Linked DNA regions of Homo sapiens: region 2 is linked to region 1. The links are chromatin loops, found by intact Hi-C in ENCODE. Cell type or tissue: heart left ventricle. All regions are shown on one strand. Each heading gives the region's core, and the rest is flanking DNA. Links, peaks and the distances in the headings are about the cores only.

Evidence for each region. Hi-C counts contacts between places; a loop is a spot of excess contacts. Peaks named below come from ENCODE experiments on the same cell type or tissue, not always from the same donor. Only the 100,000 strongest peaks of a DNase experiment are listed, where the experiment ranks them.
Region 2: a loop joins it to region 1, with 7 times the contacts of the local background. A loop is called at or near these places in 13 of 110 quality-filtered maps.

What each region holds. Positions count from the first base shown.
Region 1 is chr7:37,896,639-37,907,531 of GRCh38, reverse strand. It overlaps NME8 (NME/NM23 family member 8), which reads right to left. Exons shown (of 18, transcript NM_016616.5): 17 at 10,425-10,662; 18 at 7,135-7,288. The coding sequence ends at 10,440. It overlaps SFRP4 (secreted frizzled related protein 4), which reads left to right. Exons shown (of 6, transcript NM_003014.4): 6 at 1-1,600. The coding sequence ends at 53. Among named protein-coding and RNA genes, the nearest start is that of SFRP4, 15 kb to the left of the region's middle. In heart left ventricle, for the core only: a CTCF peak has its summit at 6,104 (motif pointing left); no DNase peak of the experiment used is centred there.
Region 2 is chr7:38,315,072-38,325,964 of GRCh38, reverse strand. It overlaps TRG, TRGV9 and the pseudogene TRGVA. Among named protein-coding and RNA genes, the nearest start is that of TRG-AS1, 21 kb to the left of the region's middle. RefSeq lists a silencer at 6,860-7,039. In heart left ventricle, for the core only: a CTCF peak has its summit at 6,952; no DNase peak of the experiment used is centred there.

The DNA.
Region 1 (10,893 bases), core at 4,401-8,400:
AGAACATTAAAACTAGGAGTGCCCAGAAGAGAACAAACCCGAAAAGAGTGTGAGCTAACTAGTTTCCAAAGCGGAGACTTCCGACTTCCTTACAGGATGAGGCTGGGCATTGCCTGGGACAGCCTATGTAAGGCCATGTGCCCCTTGCCCTAACAACTCACTGCAGTGCTCTTCATAGACACATCTTGCAGCATTTTTCTTAAGGCTATGCTTCAGTTTTTCTTTGTAAGCCATCACAAGCCATAGTGGTAGGTTTGCCCTTTGGTACAGAAGGTGAGTTAAAGCTGGTGGAAAAGGCTTATTGCATTGCATTCAGAGTAACCTGTGTGCATACTCTAGAAGAGTAGGGAAAATAATGCTTGTTACAATTCGACCTAATATGTGCATTGTAAAATAAATGCCATATTTCAAACAAAACACGTAATTTTTTTACAGTATGTTTTATTACCTTTTGATATCTGTTGTTGCAATGTTAGTGATGTTTTAAAATGTGATCGAAAATATAATGCTTCTAAGAAGGAACAGTAGTGGAATGAATGTCTAAAAGATCTTTATGTGTTTATGGTCTGCAGAAGGATTTTTGTGATGAAAGGGGATTTTTTGAAAAATCTAGAGAAGTAGCATATGGAAAACTATAATGTGTCTTTTTTACAATGACTTCAGCTCTGTTTTTAGCTAGAAACTCTAAAAACAAAAATAATAATAAAGAAAAATAAATAAAAAGGAGAGGCAGACAATGTCTGGATTCCTGTTTTTTGGTTACCTGATTTCATGATCATGATGCTTCTTGTCAACACCCTCTTAAGCAGCACCAGAAACAGTGAGTTTGTCTGTACCATTAGGAGTTAGGTACTAATTAGTTGGCTAATGCTCAAGTATTTTATACCCACAAGAGAGGTATGTCACTCATCTTACTTCCCAGGACATCCACCCTGAGAATAATTTGACAAGCTTAAAAATGGCCTTCATGTGAGTGCCAAATTTTGTTTTCTTCATTTAAATATTTTCTTTGCCTAAATACATGTGAGAGGAGTTAAATATAAATGTACAGAGAGGAAAGTTGAGGTTCCACCTCTGAAATGAGAATTACTTGACAGTTGGGATACTTTAATCAGAAAAAAAGAACTTATCTTGCAGCATTTTATCAACAAATTTCATAATTGTGGACAATTGGAGGCATTTATTTTAAAAAACAATTTTATTGGCCTTTTGCTAACACAGTAAGCATGTATTCTCTATAAGGCATTCAATAAATGCACAACGCCCAAAGGAAATAAAATCCTATCTAATCCTACTCTCCACTACACAGAGGTAATCACTATTAGTATTTTGGCATATTATTCTCCAGGTGTTTCTTATGCACTTATAAAATGATTTGAACAAATAAAACTAGGAACCTGCTATACATGTGTTTCATAACCTGCCTCCTTTGCTTGGCCCTTTATTGAGATAAGTTTTCCTGTCAAGAAAGCAGAAACCATCTCATTTCTAACAGCTGTGTTATATTCCATAGTATGCATTACTCAACAAACTGTTGTGCTATTGGATACTTAGGTGGTTTCTTCACTGACAATACTGAATAAACATCTCAATAGTCAAACATCTGTGCACATCCTTCATTAGTACCTTGGGATACATTTGTTTAAATAGCATTTTCGGGCCAAGGAGTATGCTCAGCAAGGAAAGTTCTTGATCTTGTCAGTTACGCCCCAGAATGCTTGGACCATCCATGTATGGAAATGCTCACTAAGTGTATGGTGTATGGAAACCCTCACTAAGATTATTTCTCCTTCCCCATATTGATTAAAAATGTAAAGTTGGAACTGGTGGCCACCTTGGGCAAAGCTCCTCCCTTCGTCTGTGAACCATCAGCTGACAACATTCTCAGCACTTCCTACACTCCTGGCAGCTGGGAAATAGTGATTTGAGCCCCTCAAAGTATAGAGATAAATAGATGGCTTGATAGATGATTGATAGATAGATGGATAGAAAGATAGATGGATGGATAGATAGACAGACAGACAGACAGATAGATAGATAGATGATAGATAGATAGATAGATAGATAGATAGATAGATAGATAGATAGATAGATAGACAGATTTCTTAACTGCTGGAAAAGCCTATGCAACCTTCTCTATTTTTTTAACAAATCAAACTTAATAATATAACTGGTTAACTACAGGAACTGAAGAATTAGAGTATAGCAGAGTTGCCAATAGATGCTCTCTGTCTAGACTTCTTTTAAGATACATGAGAACTTACATAAATAGCCTTAGTTCTTACTTTTCAGCTCTAAACCAATGCAGTCTGATCACACTTTTGGTTTCTCTCCTTGGATACCTATAAGATGGTCTATCGCATTCTTACAGCAAAACCCCTTACTAGCTTGAGGGTGTTTCTGGTTGGGGTAACCAGTCCCTGAGTGAAAAAGAAGAGCACATTTTTACTGCAAGGATGTACCTGCTATTATTACCATTCAAAGAGCAAGAATGATTGTTTGGAATCATGGAATGAAAAGGTTGAATAAGACCTCAGAAGTCATAACCTCGCTTGTTGGAGAAAGGTTGTATAAGTTTGTCTGATTTCTTGCACATAGCTAGAGGCAGATCTGGGCCCTCAAATTTCCTGAATTTTGATTTACCAGTCCAAAGTCCACTGACTTCTTGGTAACATAAATCTGGGCTGCTAGAGGGACTATTTATTTATCACCATAGAAAGAGCAACAGGATAACAAATTTCTGCTTCTTGTTATAGTCTGATTTATGCTAATGCTGACCATATTTCCTATTGGAAAATACTTTTGAAAAGCAGTTTACACTGAAAGATGTATTACATCATAGTGAGAGGCATACCACCCAACAGTATATCAGTAATTAACTGATATTATTAGCCATAATATCAATTAATTGTCAACTCTGTGATTTAACTGATAAGGAAGCATGCCATGTTCTCCAGATGAATGAAGTACCCAAGATAGAGCATCTACTTTAATTTAAAGTACCCCAAAGAAGACGCTGAACCCTTGGATAGCAATGGAATATCCCCCCTTATTATTCAAAGAACAGAAATAAGCAAAAACATGAAATAAAACAAAAAGACCCAAAATATCAAAGTAGCTACTCAAAATGTCAAAACTAGCATTTTGGTGTGAATCCTTCTGGGTTTTCCTCCTGTTTTGGTGTATGAACTTAATAAGGCAGCATGAAAATTGCTCCACTAAAGAATGCAACAGTAGGTTTATATTGGACAGTTGCATAGCTTGGATGTATCAGAGTTTATTTTACCAATAATTTGTGAAAATGGACTTTTGAATGTGGTTCCCAAGTCATGTCAGTGTAGGATAGGTGTTTGTGACACAAATAACTTTCCTTCATTATTGAATACTAAAGACCATAAAAAATGTTGCCATAAGAGAGTGCAAAGCATAGGCTGGGCGCAGTGGCTCACACCTGTAATCCCAGCACTTTGGGAGGCTGAGGCGGGTGGATCACAAGGTCAGATCGAGACCATCCTGGCTAACATGGTGAAACCCCGTCTCTACCAAAAATACAAAAGATTAGGCGTGGTGGCGGGCGCCTGTAGTCCCACCTACTTGGGAGGCTGAGGCAGGAGAATCTCTTGAGCCAGGGAGGTGGAGATTGCAGTGAGCCAAGATCACGCTATTGTACTCCAGCCTAGGTGACAGAGCGAGACTCAGTCTCAAAAAAAAAAAAAAAAGAGTGTAAGCCATAAAGGTTTTCTATATTTTGTCTAATGAACATGTGTTACTTTTATAACTATCAGATACTACAAAAATATTATCAGACAGGTATATATATAGAATGTAGTTTGATTTAAAGACATTTAGACATGCTAATTTGAAAACTATTCCCTTGATCATATGTGTTTTCATCTGGGTCCTCAGAGAAGCAAATGCCAAAACAGAATTAAATGTGCAAAACGCCTGTGAGAGAGAATGGGGAGGGATCTGGGTAGGGCTGGGAGAGCTGTCAGAGCACAATGGATGTCCACCCTGAGTGAAGGAGAGAGGGAAGAGAGAAGAAAGGTTGGGTAGAAGCATTCCAGACTGCTGTAAAGTCTAAGGAAAGTTTGGCAAGGTTACTTGGGAGTCTTGAGCCAGTCATCTGTCAAAGGAGTCCCTCTTCTCCCAGGGATAGCTCTAAGTATCCTGTTGTGCTCAGTCACTGACTGGGAGCAACCCATAGGTAGTGTGGTCTTGCTGCAAAGGTGACAGTGAATTTCAGGGTGCAGAGCTAGAACCCTTGTCAATATGGCCCCTGCAATTGGAGGTTGTGATTCACATTCTCATACTCATCACACTATGACAATCATAAAAATATTAAAGTTTGACCACCATACTTTTCCAGCACAAACTATAAAGTAGTGTCAAGCAACAGAATGTCTCTGTCAATTTCTGTAACTGGCAGCCATACACTATTTAATCCCTAAGCCTTCGACTTTTGTCTTCATGCTTTTTCATGTCTTTTTCTTTTCGAATTTATTAAAGAAAGAATATGTTGATCACCACTACAGAACTTACAGTATTTATTTGCTTTGCTACCTGAGAGAAATTTCTGTCTACTGGAATGTAAGAAAATATTTGTAAAGAGGTAATTAATGTCAAGAACAAAGCCATGGTGTGTAATTTTGCCTTTACAGCCTAAGTCTAATATATTTAGTTGTGATATTTGTATGAGAAAAATTTTATAACTAAAACATGCAGCTGCAGTATCTCAATGAGAACAACTTTCTAATGGCCAGTATGGCTCACTTAAATGACATATTATGAAAAGGGAAAACAATTAAATTGTTTATTAACAATTATATTCAGCTAACAGGGAGGGCATATAATCAGAGGACTATTCCTAAATCTCATAACATTATAAGAACTTGAATAATATAACAAGGTGCAAAGAACTGAAGTTAAGCAAAAAAAATGGTATTATGAATAAAATTTCGCCATGGTACCAAAATAAATCTAAAATAATGTTGTTGATTCAAACTGATGGACTTTTAAAATTCACTAACATTTTAAGAATAATTATAATCATTTAAAATATTCATTATGTCATTGAAATAGTTCAGCAGCTGAAAATTAGGCAGACAATTGCTGAGTCAACTTTCTCCCTTTTTGGAATGCATAAAATGTTTGGCTTTGGAGGTCATCCAAAGTAGCTTCCAATGGTTGAGCAGGTTCAGACACAGTTCAGATAGGCATCAGTGTCAGGAATCCCTTTCAGTGTCCAGAAGGGGCACTAAGACAGTCCAGCTAGAGGGCCACAAATAGAGGACAGCATATTTTACGAAATCTGTCCATCTTCCACAGGGCATCCAAAGAAGGTACTGGAGAGCATTAGGCTCAAATCAAGAATGCTTTGGGTGTCCTGTCATGGAACTGGGCTGGATGGACTGGGTGTAGCCATCAGAGAGACTCTGGCTTTAGGGTCAAGGTGCATGACTGAGCCAGTACTAGAGAATGGGGACTGTTCTGTCTGGGGGAATTCATGTAGACACTGACCTCATCCCAGCGAAGTCATCCTCATGTATTTGGCTGATGGGATAGAGGCAGTTTCTGCACAGGTGTCCCATTGCCTACTTACTGAGCCTGTCCCTGAATTCAGACCCACATCCCCACCCTCCTGGGTATCTCATCAGCTGACAGTTCTCAGCCTCAAGCTCCAACTTTTCCTGCTGATTTTTCAGGCCTTACTTGTCTCAGCCACAGTGGTCCAGGCCATGCTTTTACTACCTAAAGTCCAGCCGAAATTCAAGACCAGCCCATTTAGCAGAAGCCCTGGTGACTTTCTAGCCTTTTAAAATCTTTCTCCCCCAGAGGCAAGAAGATATTTCCAAGTACTGCTAACCCCAGTCCTTACATGCCTACCTCTTGCTGCTGTGTTCCACCCACTAAATACAATCCCCTCGAGACCAAGACGAACTCAACTTAAAGCTTAATTGGATAGATCTCTTTAGACATTGATTATTAGATTTCTAGCTACTTCAATTAGAAAGAAATGGCCTTTCTCTATGTCTTGTGTATGAAATCTTTGCACAACTTTAGTCACATATACACACAACTGAGTGTAGCTTGCCATCTGCTGGTGAAATACGATATCACTTTTAAGAGAGTTTTTTTTTTTTTTTCTTGTTCCCCCCTCCCCAATGCATTCGAAGGTCTGGATCATTCTTGAGGCAATAGCAGTGTGCCACTCAGCACAATCATATTATGAATATCCAGATACTATCAGGCCATGGAAAGCATCAGATAATACTATTCAACCTGCGGGAGCAGGGAAGGTGAAAGAAGCGAGGAAAGTGAAGGTATTGACTGTACTTATTTCTCTGCACAATCTAAAGGAAGCCGATAATCGATTTACCTTATTTTTTACTGCATTCTGGAGAAAGATTGAGAAATATCCTTACTGATAACTCCTATGTACATAATTAGATTTTGTATAATTTAACACTGTTCACAGGCATGCTTCTCAAACATTATGTTGGAATATGAAAGTATTGCAGTGAGTAATCTGTTACTAATGTGGAAGGATCAAAGCTTGTGAGCGTCTTACTTTTATTAATATTAGAGTTAAGAAATTAAATTGAAAAGTTAATCATTCAGCAACCTTATTCTCAATCATGTGCAATCTAATATTTCTCCTGAGTGAAAAAGAGGGTGTCACGGCTAACATGCTGGGAACCACACATTACTCTGGCTATGGGCTTAAGGGCATACCACTGCAGAAAATGTCATTCAGGGTACATCATGAGAGAGGAAAAGAAACAAAAACAAAATCGGCTTATTACCTTCTTGCATTATCTTACCATGAGGGAGTTAGGTACACTGCGTGGACTGTTGGACAGTACTATAGTTTGCAAACTATATAAATCTACATGTCATCCTTTTCCTCATTTTCTGCAAGAAAATTTAGAGTCAAAACTTTGACCAATTTTCAATATACATTAGGCAGTATGCATTTGTATTTAACTCCACTCCTGGCTTTATTTGATCTCTCCTACTCTCTTCTTCCCCACATTCCGTGTTCCTCCCTCAATTATCTTGTTGTAGATTGTGTGCATTTATATACCTTAAATCTTTTCCGGAAGATCAGTTAAAAATAAACATTAAGATTTGTTTGGGGAATACATTTTTATTGTTATTATGCATAGCCATTCATTTTTGTATCTTGAGTTTTCCTCCAAAGCATGTTTTTCTTATTATTCCTCCCAGGAAGCTGTGCCAAATGGTTGTATATTGACGTGAACATATGTATTATCTTCTCAAAGTTCTAGGAAAAGAAAGAATGCACTTAATAAAATAAATGACAGTGCTATACACTAATCTTTCAGCATTTATCAGTTTCCATATTGAAGTTTTGCACACAAATCACAGAGCTGGGAGATGGGCCTTAACCTTTACCTATAGACAGCCTGACTGAGCAAGTAAGCAGTCATCAAACATTTACAGAGCAATGAGTTAATGAACAAACATTTGTGACAGGGTTAAAAATATTAACTTGTGAGTAAGATTTCTACCCAACCCGTTCAAGGATTCAGAATTGCTGGTTAAACCAAAGGTTAGGAAGACAATAGGAAGAGGGTGAGAAAAATACCAGGACAGATTGTGCAGCTCCTTCTGAACACGATGGACAGGCTGGAGTGTAAAGGCGAGGGTTGTGGGGTGGCCTGGGGGAGCAGCTGGGGGTTCAGCAGGACTCTCAGGTCAGAGATGCCCAAGAAAGAGTTTAGGGAGTTTGTTGGTATTGTTACATTTTGTTTGAAACAAAATTTCCTTTATTTACTAACTGTTTAAGAACTTTATTAAAGGCCTACTTTTTTCTTCAACTTTATTTTAAGTTCAGGAGTATGTGTACAGGATGTGCAGGTTTGTTTCATAGGTAAATGTGTGCCATGGTAGTTTGCTGCACAGATCATCCCATCACCTAGGTATTAAGACCAGCATCCATTAGCTATTCTTCCTGATGCTCTCCCTCCCCCAGCCCCCACCGACAGGCTCTAGTGTGTGTTGTTCCCCCCATGTGTCCATGTGTTCTCATCATTCAGCTCCCACTTATAAGTGAGAACATGCGGTGTTTGGTTTTCTGTTCCTTCATTAGTTTGCTGAGGATAGTGGCTTCCAACTCTATGTCCCTGCAAAGGACACGATCTCATTCCCTTTTATGGCTGCATAGTATTCCATGCCATATATGTACCACATTTTCTTTATCCAGTCTATCATTGATGGGCATTTAGACTGATTCCATATCTTTGCTATTGTAAATAGTTCTGCCATGAATATATCCGTGCATGTATCTTTATAGAAGGATTTATATTCCTTTGGGTATATATCCAGTAATGGGATTTCTGGGTCAAATGGTATTTCTGGTTCCAGGTCTTCGAGGAATCAGCACACTGTCCTCCACAATGGTTGAACTAATTTACACTCCCAACATAAAGGCTTACTTTTAATTAAGGGTTTCTGTGTTAGGATTACATGAATTTTCTTTTAAAAATGTAACACTAACTTAATTTTGTATCATTTTGGAATGGGTTTTGAAGAGTTCTCTTGCAAGAGCTTTTTGTGCTTGTCTGAGAAATCATTCTTCCTTATTTCACTATTTTTGTTACTATTTTTTTTATCCTGGCAATATGTCAGGGGTTGTGTGTATTAAATTTGCCATTGCAACCATTTGAGTATACAAATCAATGTTATTAATGACATTTGCATGGTTTGCAATTATCACCACAAACAATTTCCAAAATATTTTGTCAACTTAAAGGAAAACTCTGCACCCATTAAGGAATAACTTACAATTTCACCCTTCCTTCAGCCCCAAGCTATAATTTACTTTTTCTCTCTATAATTGCTTGTTCTAGGTAACTCATATAAGTGGTAACATACAATATGTGTTCTTCTGTGTCTAACATTTCATTTAGCAAAATTTTTTTGAGATTCATCCATGTTGCAGTATGCATCAATACTTTATTCCTTTGAATGGCTAAATAATATTCCGTTGTATCTTTATACCACACTTTATTCATTGTTTTGTTAATGGACACTTGGGTAGTTTCTTCCTTTTGGCTATTGTGAATCATTTTTCTATAAACATTACTGTACAAGTATATGTTTGAGTCCCTGTTTTCAGTTCTTTTGGGAATACACCTAGGAATAGAACTGATGGGTTAAATAATGATTCTATGTTTAACCTTTTAAGAAACTGCCAAATGATTATCCAGAAGATGCACCATTTTATATTCCCACCAGCCCAAGGTGACTGTGGGTTTTTCAATCACTGTACACTGTACAATCATTGTACACTGTACACTGAAACTTTGGCCATTCAGGCAATTACTAAAATGTCAGGAATAATAGATGCTGGTGAGGCTGTGGAGAAATAGTAACACTTTTACACTGTTGGTAGGAATGTAAATTAGTTCAATCATTGTGGAAGACAGTATGGTGATTCCTCAAGGATCTAGAACCAGAGATACCATTTGATCCAGTAATTTCATTACTAGGTTTATACCCAAAGGAATATAAATCATTCTACTATAAAGACACATGCACACATATGTTTATTGCAGCAATATTTACAATAGCAAAGACATGGCACCAACCCAAATGCCCATCAGCGATAGACTGGATAAAGAAAATGTGGTACATGGAATACTACGCAGCCATCAAAAGGATCATGTCCTTTGCAGGGACATAGATGAAACTGGAAGTCACCATCTTCAGCAAACTAACACCAGAACAGAAAACCAAACATTACATGTTCTCACTCATAAGTGGGAGTCGAACATTGAGAACACATGGACACAGAGAAGGGAACAACATACATCAGGGCCTGTTGGGGGGTGGGGGGTGAGGGGAAGGATCCTAAAGGACAGGTCAATAGGTGCAGTAAACCACCATGGCACACATATACCTATGCAACAAACCTGCACGTTCTGCGCATGCATCCTATTTTTTGTTTTGGTTTGGTTTGTTTTGTTTTGTTTTTGTTTAGAACAAATAAAGATAAAAAGAAAGAAACTTTGGCCATTCAAAGCAGAGAAGTGGAAAGGAGCTGAGTAGAGGGACTGCATGAGGCTTTTTATATCATGGTAGAAGACACCACAGCTCAAGACCAAGCTGTGTGAACCAATGGGTGCGTTGCTTGCCCTGTTGTCTCCATCCCTCCAGCCTGGATGCAGCATCCCCAGCCTGGTTACAAGCAACCAGAATCCCCACGGTCATCAGCATCTACAAGGTTCAGCTTTGAGGCTGTGTGGCTACTATGCAATAGAACAGTGTGTCTCACAGGAAATAAAGCTTGATTCAGGAATTTAGGAAAAGTTCTTCTCTTTTTAGGACAGGTTTGTCCTAGCCTCAGTCACTGCAACAAGCAAATAAAATAAAATAATAATTAAACAGGTACGTACTTCACAGTATATACTTTAGTTTTCCTCAGGATCCTCAAAGAGTCTATTAACAACCTCTTTTGCTTCATAGGCGTTAGATGCTCCATGGACAATGTTTTTCAATTTACTTATTCCAAACTGGGCTCGGATGGAGTCAGGGGAAAGTAATTTTGCTTCTTCTGGGTCTGTTGGGCCCATCAATCGTCTCCATTCTGCAACAGCATTCCACTTGGTCAGAATCATGACCATAGATGGACCCCTGCAAAGAACGGTGCTTTCAGAAGACCCAGCCTACTGAAAACTGTTGACACTGCAAACAAGGCTAAAGACAGAACACTGCAGCCTGAGCCAGGGAGCTCCTTTTTATTCTTTGTCCTTATCAGTGCAATCATGTACTTTCTTTTTTTCATTTCTCCCTCTTCTAATAGGTTTATATGCTAGGTGGGTGCTATAATTTAATTCTAGAGAATATTTGTCAATGAAGTCTTAT
Region 2 (10,893 bases), core at 4,512-8,511, 420 kb before region 1:
GTCTGATTAGATGAGTTCTCAGATTCTAGCATGGCCAGAAGAGCACTGTCCTGGGTCGGATAAATCACGTGGAAGATGCAGGGGATGCGTGACTTTAAAGGTCCAGCCCTTAGTCCCTGGATCTTCATGCAGGGGCCGCCTCAGCCTGGATCTGCTCTTCCTCACCACTGCAGCCCTATCCCACGCTGGCTGAGGTCTGCTTCCACCTGGGCAGTGACTGGATGACATGGGATGAGAGGACACACCTCTCCCTCGCCCAGCATCGCATTTCTCTTTCCCTGGAGATCTGGGATCTTGGTCAGAATCCTTCAAACGCCACCCAGGGCTTGAGAGGGCAAGCCCTCCTACACCTTGACTGCGTTTTGCCCAAGATTTCCCCCATATTATTATTTTAAACGTGTCTAATTTAGACAAATAGAACCTGTAAGTGCTACATTGAGAAGAGCACAGGGCCACCGAATTGGGAAGACAAGTAGAGGAAAGGAAAGCAAATGTCACCAGACAGAATGTATGGCTGCAGGTTTACAGCAGATTCTATTAAAATCTATGGTTGGGCTGGGTGTGGTGGTTCACCCCTCTAATCTCAGCACTTTGGGAGGCCAAGGCAGAGAGATCACCTGAGGTCAGGAGTTCAAGACCAGCCAGGCCAACAGAGCAAAACCCTGTCTCTACCAAAAATACAAAAGTTAGCAAGGCGTGGTGGCACGCGCCTGTAATCCCAGCTACTGGGGAGGCTGAGGCAGGAGAATCTCTGGAACCCAGGAGGTGGAAGTTGCAATGAGCAGAGATCACACCACTGCACTCCAGCCTGAGCTAAAGAGTGAGACCCTGTCTCAAAAAACAAACAAACAAAAAATCTATGATTGGCTGATTGGCTATTGCTAACAACTTTTGAGTCTTTAATGATCAGTAATTGAATTAAAACGGTTAAAACAACAATTGAGAGAAACATAGTTTTGAACACTGACAACACAAAATAACTTATCCATGTAACCAAAAGCTACCTATTCCCCCGAAACTATTGAAATAAACAAACAAAAAAATTAGAAAGCGGAAACTTTACAAAAATTATTCTCACCAATGAGGTTGTCCAAATGTCACCAAATTTATTATAGAATAGTAATAACCAAATTTGTGCATGAATCGGTGATGACATAAGTATCTTGTAAGCATTACTGAAGTTTTTTTTTTTTCTATTAAATTTACCTTCAAGATATGCCTTCAGGATGAGGCTTTCCACTGCACTTCATTATGCAATGCCATGTTGACTTGGTATATTACCTCAGATGTGACTCTAATATGGTTTGATTTGTTATGACGAGACTAAAATGAAACATATCACTTTTTTCATGTGCATATTGCACCTTATAAGCACAAGGTGCAATTAAATAACCAATTTGAATATTGAAAACATATGTAGTTGTTATAATTTTTTTCTCCTCTAAAATAATATTTTCTTATTTCTAAAAAAATCTAGAAAATAGAGAAAGATTGAAGACAAATAATTTGCCCATTTCCATTGCTCACTGTCTGTATTTTGCACTTTCTACCTGTCATTTCCCTGCGTTGACCTTTTCTGACCATAGCTGTCACTTTCTTTCCCATTACCCTAGCCCACCCCTGGGCTAAAGGTCTATAGAGTGTATAAATGATAGCCCCAGAATATCCCTCTGTCAAAACGTTCTGCTAGCTTTGTATTTGACCACCTTCTCACCAACTCAGCACAACCCTAAGCCCTGCATGTGAGAATGCTGAAAACTGGAATCATGACTTTCAGTTTTTGCCATCGAAGAGAAGCTCAGGAACTGGGTCTGGTCGTGGGAGCCCAGGGACTCACAGCTTCCCTTCCCAAGCCAGACCCCTTTTCTTGCCATGCCCACAACCTTCCCCTCATGGCCATCTCTTTGACTACTCAGGAGGTCCTGGGTGTCATTAGCAAAGCTGAAAATGAACCTTCATTTCAGTAGGAACTCAAGGCTGGGTCTATTTCTCCAAGCCTTTGGCAGGTGTGTCCTTCGCTGGCCCTTCCCAATGCACAGTCTTCACCATTTCCAAGGACGTGCCACTGGCAGAGGATGAGCTGGTCCTGCCTCCAGGCCCTCTCTGTCTGCTGGCCTGACTTAGCCTTCTTCCTTTGGAGACACACACACACTCACACACACGCACGCACACACCTGGTTCTTGAAAACTGCATTAGTCCCTATAATTTCTACTTTGTGTGAACCCCAGAGATCATTTACTGGAACCCATCCAGTTTCCAGGTGAAACAACAACACCCCACATTTCTTGAGCATGGTCTATGCAGCTGGGATTGTGCTGCGTGCTCTGCTCACATTCTCCTGTTTACTGTCCATGTGGCCCTATGACACCTCTCTTTACAGATGAGGAAAAAGAGGTGAAACAACTTGCCCAAGACTACACAGCTATCATGTTATTTTAGGGCACTGAAAATCTCCTTCTACTAGGACCTCTGGGTGACACGCTCCGATGCTGGCTCAGACGGTTGGCATGGGTTTTTTTAGGGATTGCTGTTTTGTGTTTGTCCCTTCCTCTGGAGCAAGCAGCACACTCATTGTTCTCTGAGTATAAGATGGTTACATGAAGCAGAAATTTGTCACCAGCCTGGCCTGGCTTCTCTCCCAACTCTGATTCTCTTTAGGTATTACAGCCTTGGAAAAGCTACTTAAAATAACAGCCTTACTCCTTCATTTCTAAACTGAAGATAACATTTGTCCTATAGAGTTATTTTAGGATTTAATAAAGCAATGGCCCTAAACCAATTAGTGCAGTGCAAGAGTTTTGCTGGTGTCCAACCAATGATTGCTATTATTGCTAATTATACCAGCAACACTCTTTAAGCCTTTTTCAGCACTCTAGCCATTGGTCATCCCTCCCTTCACCTTGTGGTCAGATTTCTGTCTCTCCTCTGGAACTTCTTTCTTCCTCCCCCATTTCTCTCATCAGTTACCTCCTTGCACCACCAGGGAAATAGCAGTTCAGGCCCTAAGCTGGTCGCTACCATAACTCAGGAAAGTGTGGCTCAGGTCCATAGTTTGAAACAGGTCACTCTGGGCTCCTCTCCCCCAGTCAGGATCAGAGATATGGTGGGCTGCCCTGCCTTCCTTTGGGTCATCCTGTTTCCAGGTCAGTCTCCTACCTAAGGACCTGTGTAGAGGTGGCGAGGCTTTGGGACATCCCTACCTCACTGCTCTCTCCCTGACAGCTGGCTGGTGGCTCATCAGGCCGGAGCAGCTGGCCCATGTCCTGGGGCACTAGGGAAGCTTGGTCATCCTGCAGTGCGTGGTCCGCACCAGGATCAGCTACACCCACTGGTACCAGCAGAAGGGCCAGGTCCCTGAGGCACTCCACCAGCTGGCCATGTCCAAGTTGGATGTGCAGTGGGATTCCATCCTGAAAGCAGATAAAATCATAGCCAAGGATGGCAGCAGCTCTATCTTGGCAGTACTGAAGTTGGAGACAGGCATCGAGGGCATGAACTACTGCACAACCTGGGCCCTGCGCAGCCTTGCATGCTGCCCCAGCCCTACACAAAAGGACTCTTCCTCCCGATCCAACAAGGCCTTGGGCATTTTCACTTACTCTTGGTCCCTTGGGTTTCCCTGTGGCATAGAAGAAAAAAGTCTTATCCCCTGTCCCTCACCTCCCCATCTATCCTGGAGGTCCCTTCCCCGGTCCCACTACAGATGAGGCTTTCAGCTTGTGCAGACTCAGTGATCTATATCTCATCGAAAGGGGTCTGTTTAAAGATGCTCCAGTTCAGTGTCTCTGAAGCCTTTGCAGGATGACCTGTGCTCCTGAATGCAGGTGCCACTAGCCACCTGTGGCTATTGAGCATGGGAAACATACCAAGTGCAATAGTCCAAGCTGAGATGGGCTGTGTGTCTAAAATCATATTTTGAAGCTTTAGTGTTAAAAGTGAGATAACTCTTATAATGATCAAAAGTTGAAATGATTAGGTATCTTGGACTAAAGCCAATAGCATTAAAACTAATTTTACCTGTTTCTCTTTACTTTTTTTAATGCAGCAACTAAAAAAATTAAAGTGTGTGACTCACATTGGTGACTCATTTATTTCTGTTGGACAGTGCTGTTAGAGACTGATCATTTAAGAATCTGACCATCTCCCCTGAAGAATGCACAAATAAAATATTTTGGAAGAGATTTCAAGGGTGGAGGACTTGCTGAGATTTACCACAAAATGGTTGAAAAGCTGAGACTAGAAGCCTACTCCTGTTTCCAGCTTCCAAGCTCTTGGCCCTGGGACTGTTATCATTTTGCAATAGAGTCAGCAATTAGAAGCATGGGAAACATGACTGCCCACTTCTCAGTACTTTCACCCGTGGGCGGGCTGCATAGGAACTGATGTGAGTAGACAGTCGCCATGGCAGGGTGATGCAGTCCTCCCTGGATGAGACATTTACCTTCCACTTCTCCTTCAACAGCACCCCAGTGTGGAACACGTGTGTATCCCAAGCTTCTCTAGACTTTTGTTCTCCTATCTGACAAATGAGGGGGTTTAGCCAAATGTCTGCTAAGTTATATGACTATGATTTTTGTATTAAAGCAAAGCCATACACATAAGATCACTATGCCCACTACCTTCATATAAAGCAGTCTTTTTTAACATAGAATAAATGAAAGAAAAAAAAAGAAAGCCTGTGTTACTGATCCTCCAGCACCAAACAGGAAACCCCTCTGCTGCTCTATGTGCAGAAAAAAAAGAAATTCTTTGAAGTCTAAGCTGAATTTAAATGCCTTTTCAAGAGAATGCTTAATACACTGTTGATGAGAATGTAAATTAGTACAACTTCTCTAGAAAACAGTATGGAAATTTCTCAAAGAACTAAAAATAGAACTACCATTCAATCCAGCAATCCCATAACTGGATATCCACCCAAAGAAAAATAAATCATTATATTAGACTGCATTCATATATTTATCACAGCACTGTTCATAATAGCAAAAATATGGAATCAACCTAAATGTCCATTAGTGGATGGCTGGATAAAGAAAATGTGGTATATATACACAGTGGAGTACTATTCATCCATAATAAATGTGGTATATACACACAATGGAATACTGCTTATCCATACAAAAGAATGAAGTCCTGTTTTTTGCAGAAACATGGAGGAAGCTGGAGGCCATTATCTAAAGTGAAACAACTCAGAAATAGAAAGACAAATACTGGATGTTCTCACTTATAAGTGGGAGCTAAATAATGTGTACAAGTGGACATAGGGTGTGGAACCAGACATTGGAGGCTTGTAAGGGTGGTGGGGGGCAGAAGGAATACAGATGGAAATTAAGTAATTTCACATCACAATGAGTATTATCCAGGTGTGGGGTATACTAAAAGCCAAGACTTTACCACTGTGCATTATATGTGTGTAACAAAATTGCACTTGTACTCCTTAAATTTATACAAATAAAAAACAAAAGGAGAATCACTTGGACCCAGGAGGCAGGGGTTGTGGTGAGCCGAGATCGTGCCATTGCACTCCAGTCTGAGCAACAAGAAATAAAAAAAAAAAACGCTACGCCTTGCTTCTGAAACAGCCCAGCGTCTCTAACCTCTACTGAAGGCTCAGTTCACGGCTAAGGCCTTCCAACTTGTGTGAGAAGGACAGAGGCCATACAGGAGGAAACTTTCATTCTGTTTTGGAGTTGTTCCTTCATTTCATTTTTCTAATTGTGCTGATAAAACCAAATGGGCACAGAGAGGAGATGCCTCCTCTTCTGCCTGCCCCCTCTCTCAGTGCTTTACTCCAAACAAGAGTAAATTTGGTGAAATGGTGACTATCAGGGTGTGGCCAAATGGAGGCGCAAGCTCCCCAGTCACCTCCTTATGGAACAACATCTTTCATTTCCTCAAGAGGAGACTCTGCCACTGCAGTGAACCTTCACCACCACAAACCTCCACCTTCACTCCTCACCAACACCTGCTGTACTCTTCATGAATGCTGTGAGCTTGAGCGAGTTCTTAAATTTCCTAGCCATCAGTTTCCTCATCTCCAAAATAAAGAAAACAGCAATGTCCAAAATCAATCTCCCTCTGAATTATACTACCTGGTTTCAGCCTCAACCTCCAGGGTGATAGACCAGCTTAGAGACCAAGATTTTATCTTTCCTAAGTGATCTCACCTTCAGAGGCATCATCACCAGACTTTTCAAGTTTTGTTTCTTAGAAATGGTCCCAAGTTCTTTCCCTCTCATCGTCTCTTGCTTTAGGGAGCCTCCCAGCTAGTCTGTCTTAGCAAGACAAGGGCATAGCTGGTGCATTGCTGCTGGTGAGCAGGGGCAAGTTCACAGAAGGCAGCATGGGAGAGTATAACAGAAATCACCATCAGTTTCCAAGGGCTTGCTCTGTGTCAGGCATTGCCCTAAACAGTCTACCTGGGCAAACATTTATTCTTTGCAACATCCAGTAAGGTAGGCTGTGATTTTATTCTCCTTTGGTAGATAAGAAAACAGAGGCAGAGAGAACTACTCAAAGAGCTCAGGCTTTGCAGCCCGATAGAATTAATCTTAAATCTGTCACCAACAAGCTGTTAAACCTTGACCCATTACCTGACCTGCTTTGAGTAGGGCTTTGTGAAGATTATACTAAATTTATGGTATTAAACATCATAATGGCTACAAACTGCTTGACACATTAAGGCATTCACTAAGTGTCCATTGCTTGGTAACTCTTTAAAAACTGTATTTTAAATGGTGATGTTTTGTTAACATCAGAACGACAAAAAAATACTACAATGGCCATCCATTCCCTCACTCCACCCTTTCATCTATTCAACAAACACCTGGGAATAGAGAGATAAACAGCACATGATCTTACTCCCCTGGGAACTCTTAACTGTCGTTTAGAATGAGAGAGAAATGGGTAAACAGGCCAAGACTTGGGTAGGAGGTGCTAGGAGAGAGGAAGGCACTAGGTGGCGTGAAGAGAAAGCAATTTGAAGCATCTCCATCCTGGACTTACTGGGTGAGGTAAGCTTCCTGGGGAAGACTGCCTGGGGCTGAGCCCAGAAGGATAAACAGGAATTAGCCAGGGAATGTGGAGTAGAATGCAGTCCAAACACAAAAAAATTCAAGTCAATCCATAGAAGTGGGTCGTGGAATTCCAGGCAGAAAGTGACTAAATGAAGATGGAAGGACAGGGAGGGGGTGGCCACATCACAGAGAACCTCTTATCCTAAGAACTCTGGACTTCATCTTCAGAGGCAAGGTAGAGAGAGCAAGGACTTTAGAGCAGGAAAAGGACCAGGTCAGTCTAGTGGCCATGGGGAAGGTGGGTGGGAGGGGCCGAGATGGGATGTATGGAGGTGCGTGAGGTGGAGGCAGTGGTGAGCCAGGAAATGTTTAGGACGTAGAATCCTCAGGAATTAGAGTGCGGTGAATTAGAGGGGAGAATTGAGGCTGATGCTCAAGCTCCTGGCTTGGGCAATGTGGGTAGTTATGTCATACAGGGAACTCGGAAGAAGATATGGTTTGGGGGAAGGGAATGAGTTCACTCTGGCTATGAGCAGACTTTGTTTGAGATCCCATGTCAGACGTACTTGAAAATGTCCAAGAGTTAGCTGGATATGGGTACAGACAGCTTTCGATTTAACTGAGGTCCGACTTAAGATTTTTTTTTACTTTATGATGGTGCAAAAGTGACACGCATTTGGTAGAAAACATAATTTGACCTTTGCTGTTTCCCCAGGACAGTGATATAAGGTTATGATACTCTCTTGCGATGCTGGGCAGTGGCAGTGAGCTGCAGCTCCCAGTGGGTAAATTAAGCATGGAAATCTGGAACACAGCAGCTTTTAAGGGATGCACTGGGGAGAGCAGTTTGTAAAAATACCTTGGGACGGATTAAATGTCTTGGCTTAGAGAAAGAACAACAGACAATAGGAAACTGTCATTGAGGAGAAGCCGGGATTCAGGAGATGTACATTATTCAGGTAGCTGAGGGAGGGGACAGGAACCTGAATCTTCAACAGAAGCAAACAAACTGGGATGGAGGGCCCAGCCTCATGAAGGTGACCAGAAGGACCCGGTGCTGCAGGCTGTGTGGGTAGCTGAGCAGAGCTAAGCGGCTTGACGGACCAACATCTCTCCAGCTGGTTGAAGACAAGCTCTCAGAAGACAATGCTGCATGTCACAGCCCCAGCAACCAACAACACCAGCCTGACAACTTGCTGGGGTGGCCGCCTTGTGGTCTGAGGTGGCCGTCTAAACTATGTGGTCTGATCTCAGGCTGCAGACCTTGCAGGACTGTCTTCACACAGACTGGAAGTGCTAACAGGTGGTGAGGACACCGCTTTACAACGATGCAGGGGGCCCCATGTCACCCTCACCCATGGGAAGTTTGACTTGGTGGACTCAGCCAAGCCACAGAGGTCTAACGCTTCTCTGCGGTGATTTCAGGCTGCCCTGGCAGAAAGCACAGTGCCTGCAGACATGCTGTCACTGCTCCACACATCAACGCTGGCAGTCCTTGGGGCTCGTAAGTAGTTTTGCTCCCCCAATCACTTTGGACTGATATTCTCTATTGTTATATATTTTTATAAATTCCAAATTCTTGGTTTATTTACTCCCTCCCATTTTTTTCCCCAGTGTGTGTATATGGTGCAGGTCACCTAGAGCAACCTCAAATTTCCAGTACTAAAACGCTGTCAAAAACAGCCCGCCTGGAATGTGTGGTGTCTGGAATAACAATTTCTGCAACATCTGTATATTGGTATCGAGAGAGACCTGGTGAAGTCATACAGTTCCTGGTGTCCATTTCATATGACGGCACTGTCAGAAAGGAATCCGGCATTCCGTCAGGCAAATTTGAGGTGGATAGGATACCTGAAACGTCTACATCCACTCTCACCATTCACAATGTAGAGAAACAGGACATAGCTACCTACTACTGTGCCTTGTGGGAGGTGCACAGCAGCAGACAGTTTGAGCCATCCCATTCAATAAATGTTTATTGAGTCTTTGTTTATAATTACGAATTGGGAAGCCACAGTTACCACCAGTGTGCTTGTAAACAGTTTTTAAGATAAACATTCATGTGGTGACTCTACTTGGAGTTGCCAAATTCCACATATTTTCTCAAAGCAGAAGCTTTGCATAAGTCTATACAAGTGACCAGCCTCCTCTTTTTCAGGGTTGTACTCTCTCACCAACAGCTTTTCTAGGTCACCCATGCTTATTTTTCTGGTTCAACCTCTCCTACTCATTATATATTTTTTTTCTGGTATAATATATACACATTTTTAGTGTGATTCTTTTGTACTAGTCAATATGCATTACATAAGTTTTCTCTGACCTTCCTATTTCTCTCGATTAAAAAATGGATATGACATTAAATGGTATTCATTTTTCTGGAGGTTAACATGTAACAAACGCAGCATGATCTAACCACGAGCAGGGCAGACTGCAATGACAAATCTATCACATGCATGCCTTGAGTGGTGATGTTTGATTTTGTACAAAATCCGTAAACACTTCCACTAATCGAATCTAAGTCAAAGTCCACTTTGGATTGGGGTTTGAGAAAAAATTCATTTGCTGCAACCTCTGCCTCCCGGGTTCAAGCGATTCTTCTACCTCAGTTTCCCAAGTAGCTGAGACTACAGGTGCGTGCCACCACGCCCATCTAATTTTTTTGTATTTTTAATAGAGACGGGGTTTCGCCATGTTGGCCAGGATGGTCTCTATCTCCTCCTGACCTCGTGATCTGCCCACCTCAGCCTTCCAAAGTGCTGGGATTACAGGCGTGAGCCACCGTGCCTGGTCATCCAACCATGAGCTTTTGATAGACTACTCTGAGCCAGGCATTATGCACAGCAGAAATTACAAGGCCCATACGCTCTGCAAAGGCCCGAGGTTGCTTCTGTTGAACCACATTCTGCTACTGGGCTGCCATTCACCACTAAAATGGCAGTCCTCAACTTGAATATAACTCATGATTGTAAGTCTCTTATGAATTTTCGTTACTTCTAGTTCAACTCAGGCTTTGCAATTTATTATTGTTGATGGTGTTGTTTTAATTTATGTTTTTGCCATGAAACCCTTTCTTGAAATGTGATCTTACAAATATAAAATAGAGAAAAGTAGATTTCCACTGGGAAAGAGTTCAGAGATGAATGATCCTTAGTCTCATCTTCTCAAATTTCTCTGATACTTTGATTTTTCAACAGCTCAATAATTATCTGAGTATACATATAATGTACAAAGTGGTCAAGACCTGGGCCTGTCATGTCAGAAGGACATAGGTCCAAATGGGGCTCTACTTACCACGGATAAGCTGTGTGGCAAGGCCTTGAGCTTCTCTAGCCCCATTTCCTCACCTGTGAGGCAATGGTCCTGTGGTTATCATATGGGTGGCTGTGAGAACTCCTGACATGATGCATTTCAAGGATTTGGCCTAGTGCTTGGCATATTGTGACAGCCCAGCGTTATCTGACAAGAGACAAAACTAGATACAACAAAAAAATAACAGCAAGCACACATATATAGTCATGTGTCCCTTAACGACAGGAAAACATCCTGAGAAATGCATCCTTTGGCAATGTCCTTGTTGTGCAGATATTGTAGAGTGCCCTTAACACACACCTACATGGTACAGCCTACTACATACCTAGGATATATGGTATAGCTTATTGCTCCTAAGCTGCAAACCTGCATAGCATGTTGCTGTACTGAATGCTATATGCGATTGTAACACTGATAAATATTTGTGTATTTAAACATAGCATAGAAAAGGTACAGTAAAAATAGAATATAAAAAAAATGCTACACATGTGTAGGGCAGTTTCATTATAATTTGTCCATCTTTGACTGAAACATTATTATTCAGCGTATGACTATATATACAAGAAAACA